Linked DNA regions of Mus musculus: region 1 is linked to region 2. Evidence: chromatin contacts called from ENCODE Hi-C or POLR2A ChIA-PET data. All regions are on one chromosome and are shown on one strand. The core of a region is the stretch at or near the end of the contact, and the rest is flanking DNA. Distances in the headings are between cores, read along the strand shown.

Evidence for each region. A loop is a pair of places that touch in the nucleus more often than their neighbours do. ChIA-PET counts read pairs that join two places held with the same protein, here RNA polymerase II (POLR2A).
Region 1: a map of heart shows a loop between it and region 2 (4-fold over the local background). The contact joins the promoter of Mfsd5 here to the promoter of Zfp740 in region 2. A Hi-C loop is called at or near these places in 1 of 37 maps with a recorded cell type or tissue (heart). POLR2A ChIA-PET finds 5 or more read pairs at or near these places in 2 of 5 experiments (Patski and embryonic stem cell).

The regions. Positions count from the first base shown.
Region 1 is chr15:102,278,140-102,280,839 of GRCm38, reverse strand. It overlaps Mfsd5 (major facilitator superfamily domain containing 5), which reads right to left and starts at 1,384. Exons shown (of 2, transcript NM_134100.4): 1 at 1,211-1,384; 2 at 1-663. The coding sequence starts at 645.
Region 2 is chr15:102,202,204-102,204,903 of GRCm38, reverse strand. It overlaps Zfp740 (zinc finger protein 740), which reads right to left and starts at 1,259. Exons shown (of 8, transcript NM_001289691.1): 1 at 1,102-1,259; 2 at 1-333. Csad (cysteine sulfinic acid decarboxylase) reads left to right here. Exons shown (of 18, transcript NM_001359126.1): 1 at 1-765; 2 at 1,644-1,767; 3 at 2,330-2,460.

The DNA of each region.
Region 1 (2,700 bases), core at 135-2,634, 76 kb before region 2:
CCCAGTCAGAGCCAGAAGAGGGATGGCAGCCACAAAGGGTGCGACCGGCCCCAGCCCTATCCAACTAGCCACGGCCTCCGCTGCCACACCAGCCGCCACAGCCAGCACGTGGTTCCAGAAGGCGGCTCGGGCAAAGGTGGCTGGGATCCACTCGGCGGGGAAGTCATGCCTCTCCACGTGCTCGTGGATGTACCAGGCCTCAAAGGCTGAGAAGAGGAGAGCTGTGGACAGCCCACCGAGTGCTCGGCCCACCAGCAGCACGAAGTAGTCCTGAGAGAGCTTGGTTATGCAACATAGAGAGTAAGTGAGGGAGAAGAGGACACAAGACTTCTTACGACCCAGCCAGTCCACAAGGGAGGAGGCCACTAGGCCAAAGAGGACCGTGGAGGCAAGGCCACAGACGTAGAGGATAGCAATCTGACCCTCCAGGAAGTGGTAATGCTGATAGAGTTTATACAGGTAGGGAGCTTGGAGCCAGTCCGCTGCCAGGGCCAGAAAGTAGACTTGATAGAAGTCTAGTTGAAACTGAAGGAAGGAGGGGTTGCTGCAAGCTCTTCCAGGGGGCCTGGCTCTGCATCTTGACAGCTCCAGACCCAGGCAGGAGGCCAGGAGGCCCACAAAAGACAAATAGGCAGTCACCAGCATGATGGGCCCCCGGACGACCTGGGGAGAGAACGATGGCCACAGTCACATCCATAATCCAGGTAGCACAGTCGAGGAGTTAGGTGTCTAAGCAGAGGGCAACTCCACCCAACTGCACTGTCAATTTCTCTCCCCCAGAGCTGAGACTGGAGGGACCAGTTGGGTGGGTGGGAGGAGTGGCTGTCTCCTAGGACTCAGTGGGGCGGGGGAGGGTGACAGTGGGGAGAGGCCAGAGCACTCGCTCCACCCTTGCCTGGTACAGCAAAGGGGACTCCTTTCAGTAATCTCGGTCCCTCAAGTTCAAAAGGGGCTACTGCCCATCTCCATGATAGGTTCTGCAGGCTTCTTGTACCTCCCATCCTCGCTGATAAGCCAGTTTTGGAGCTCAGTGTCTCCACATCTATTCCCGAGCATCCCTTCCGCCCGGGCCGGCCTCTCCAATGCTTCGCGGTCACGCGCGCGCACCGCAGGTTCCCCGGCTATGGGTCACGGCTGACCCTCCTTGCGCCCCCTAGCCTCAGCCGAGCGTCCCCTCATCCGCTCGCACCTCGCCCGGCCCCCATCTCACCTGCTGCCCCGGTCTGCCGGGACGCTCCGGACACGTCCGGCTCCAGGCCGCCGGGCCGCCCTCCCCGCACTGGCTCCGGCTCCGCTCGGGTTCCAGCAGCGCGCCCGCCCCTCACAGCCTGCTTCCGGGAGCCGGGCTGGCTCGTGGCCGCCGCCATGATAGCCCCGTCACGTGACGGGGCGCGGCAGGAAGCCACTCCCCCTCGTGGCGCCCCGCCCAGGAGCGGAAGAGCCTATGGGGCCCGGGATGCTGGAGCGGTGCGCTGTTCTCTTGGGCGCCTGAGCAGGCGGGTACCATAGGGTCCTCCAGCTGGCCAATATCCGCGGGGTCGTCCGGAATGAAAGTGTATTTTCTGTTTTCCTCCAGGAGGAGAAGGAAAGGTGCCGGCAGTCCCTCAGAGCCAGCGGATACCACGTGCTAATGAACTCCGCTGCCCTAAATTGAGCTGCCCTAGGGTTTGGACCTCCCCTGACCTCCCGGCCAGCAGTCAGTATTGTCCAGACACCTGAGGGAGGCGGTGTGGTGTAAAGCCGGAGTCCGGCTGCGGAAGCAGTGACAAAAACTTAAGCCCTGGAGCTGGACTCCCACCTCCTGCTACCTAGGATCTGCTTTTTCTTGGAATGTTAAGTTTCAGTATTCAATATTATGTCCTGGAGACCCCTGCAATGGCTTCCCTTTTCACTAAGGATAGAATCCAACATCTTTCAAAAGACATGCAAATGCATCTGTCCGGGACTTTTTGCTATGTCCATGACTTTATCTGCTACCACGCGGCCTCCTGTCTACACCGGCTCCCACCTGGGCCTTTGCACACTGCTTCCTGCAGAGTTCCCCCCCAAGATAGTTACCTTCTTTACCGCCAGAAGTCATGTTATTATTAGAGAGGACCTCTTTCTTTCTTTCTTCCTTTTTTTTTGGGGGGGGGGGGTTCAAGACAGGGTATTTCTGTATAGCCCTGGCTGTCCTGGAACTCACTTTGTAGACCAGGCTGGCCTCAAACTCAGAAATCCACCTGCCTCTGCCTCCCAAGTGCTGGGATTAAAAGCATGCGCCGCTGCCACCGCCTGGCCAGGACTTCCCTTTCTTTCATGGTGTGGTGGCTCATGTAGTCCTTGCGCTTGGAAAGCAAATAAATAAATAAATAAATAAATAAATAAATAAATAAATAAATAAATAAATCCTAGCGAAAATGCTCCATGATTAACAGGTTAAGAGCACTTGCTGTTCTTGCAGAGGAGAGGCAGAGGGGTGGAAGATCACTTGTTACTGCTTTTGAAGAGTAATATGCAGAGTAGTTTTCACAATTGCTTGTAGCTCCAGCTCCACCAGGGGAGCTGACTGACCTCTTCTGACTTCTGAGACCTGCATGAAACTAGTGAGAGTATAGTCACTTAGGCACACACTCATGCACATAAAATAAACTTTTAAATAAAGTAAATCTTTAATAAATTAAAAAAAAAAAAAAAAGCAGGGCTGGAGAGGTGGCTCAG
Region 2 (2,700 bases), core at 10-2,509:
AGGACTCGAGAGCTTTTTACCTGAGCCATGCTGACTTCTCACTTAACGAACCCAAAAAGTTCAGAAGTTCTCTGTCCCAGTTTTCCTTAAGACACTGGTTGTCTGAAGAACCGTCACCAAATCACAGTAACGGCTCCTCCCCGTTCTTTCAGTTCCTTTGCCATATTGAACTGTCTTCTCAAAGAACTCGGTGTCCTCCAAAAGGAAAACAGGTGTCCCAAGAATCCGCAGTCTCTCTCTGACTTCTGCCTCTTGTCGGAAGAAACGAGAGTCTACCAGTCTTGGTTTCCAAGTTGAATTCTCTTGGTGAAGCTCTAGGTCTGTTCCAGAAACCTGAAACCAGAAAGGGAGATGAGGCCCTTAGGTGTAACATCTTCAGGCCAAACAACGATCGAAGCTCCCTCAACTTATTTTGCTGGGCGTTCTGAAGCTCAAAAGGAGGACATGAGTCGAGAGCTTTCTTTCTAGGTCAGTAGAAGAAACTGGCCTCCTGGGCCGAAAGAGCAGCCAACGGGAGCAAAAGTAAGTTGGGCCTCCTATAGAGAGGATCTGCCAAGAGAGTAAGAGCTGGGATTTGCCATCTTAGGAACGGAAGAAGGGGGCGGAGGCCCTTTGGGGCTTTTGTGCGGAGTGGGCCGGCCTGCAAAGCTGGCACTCCACAGACGAGGGCAGAACTGTGTTGGAAGGAAGCTCGGGAGGCCTCCGCCGAGCGCCGGGGTGGCTGGCAGTGCCCGCACGTGAGCGTCGCTCGGAGTCCGCCCGAAGGTTCGTAAATTCGCCGCCGCGGAGGCGGAGGGCGGGCGTGTGTGCGCGCGCTCTGCAGGCAGCCGCAGCGCGCAGCCCCGGGAGCGCCGAGCCGCGCGCGACCTGCGTGCTCGCGCCCGCGCTTCCCCCCCCCTTCCCGGGCAAGGCCCCCTCTCCCGGCGGGGCGGTGGGGGGCGGGGCGGCGGCGGCCCTCCCCTCGCGCCCCCTCCCTCCGCCGCGCGCCCCTCCTCCGCCGCGCTCCCCTCCCCCCTCGCGCGCGGCGCCCCACGGCCTGCGAGCTGCTGTCCGCCCGCTCGCCCGCCCGCTCGACGCTGCCTCCCCGCGGCGCGCGCCTACCTGCCTGGCGCGGCCTCCCGCCGTCTCCTCCGCCGCGCGGCGCCCCCTCCAGGCCCCAGGCACCCCGTGCCAAGCCCGCGGCCGCCGCTCCCCGCGTCGGGACCGAGGCAAGTTTACAAACACCAACCCGGGGCCCGTTTCCCCGGAAGCACTTCTCCGTCCCCCTCCCCCTCTTTGCCAAGCGGCCACATCCACTTCCGGGCTCCGGAGCCGGGACAGGAGGGGGGGCCCTCCGAAAAGGGGTGAGGCTGGGGACGCGCGGAGAGCTGCAGCTGGCGAGCGGGAGGGGGACGGCCCGGAGGACCGGAGGAGGGTGGTGCGAAGGGCGGCGCCTGCGCCGTGGCGCGCGAGCGCCCCGGCCGCCATCTTCACTGAGGGCAGCTCCCAGGCTCGCCTGGAACCTTTAGGGAACCTTTAGGTACTGAGTGTTCTTTGAGAAGGTTCGCTAGGTGCGCTGGTTGATTCTTGCAGAATCTCCGTCTCTCTCCTGACGCCCCAGGTAGAAGCCGGGACAGTTCGTACCTCTGATCTTTTTTTTAAAGCTTGGTGAGGTCTGTTTTTCCGGTGCCTGCTGCTGTGGGGTGCAGACCTGCAGACTGAGGTCAGCTGGGAGGAGAGTTGAGCCGTTGCGCAGTCCTGCGGTACACACTAAACCACAATCTGCATGTGAGTCTCAGTGAGTTCCCTCAATAGCCAAGGCAAACGTGCTCCGGCCCCGCAGTCTTGACCTAGCCAAACTAGGCTTCCTTTCAAGAAAAGGCCTTTTTTCCCTTCAGTGGACTAGTCTTGTTGGAGATTTGGAAGTGCGTGTTGTCCTCTGGGCCAGGCCCCCTTTGGAAATTTGAGCCTATCCTCGAATACTAGCGCCCCACTTGTAGCATTAGAGAGGAGTTCTGCTAAAAGATAGGACTATTCTAAGTGCACACTTGGCAGAAGGAAACGTGAATTCCACTTAAGTCCCAGTTTCTATTCTAACTGCTGTCTGGTGAGTTTAAGTGACAGTAAGACACTATCCAAAAAGCATATGGATTCCTAACCACAGTCCTGTACCTTTTACACCACTAAAGTAAGTTCCATTTCCCTTAGGGTCATTCTGAAACTGACATAAAATGGAGAGACATGTCACCAGGAATGTTTTTAAAACAAATGTAGGGACCTGAAGAGATGACCCAGCTGTTAAGAGTGCTTGCTGGGAAACTAGGACCAGAGTTTGGATTCTGTTTTCCAGGTTAACAAGCCTGCTCTGACAAAGGTGGAGACTGGAGAATCCCCTGGACTTGCTGGATTCCACCTTAACTGAGAAAATTAGAGCCCCAGGTTGGGGAAGAGACCTTGCTTCTAAAGGAATAAGCAGTCCAGGTGTGTACAGGCTCTTGAACTTGCATGGACAGAGTCACATCAGAAACAATCATACAGTTTTAAACATTAGCTTAAGCAAGGGAGTGTAGCCGGGTGTTGTTGGCACACACCTTTAATCCCAGCACTTGGGAGGCAGAGGCAGGTGGATTTCTGAGTTCGAGGCCAGCCTGGTCTACAGAGTGAGTTCCAGGACAGCCAGGGCTACACAGAGAAACCCTGTCTTGGAAAAATAAAAAAACA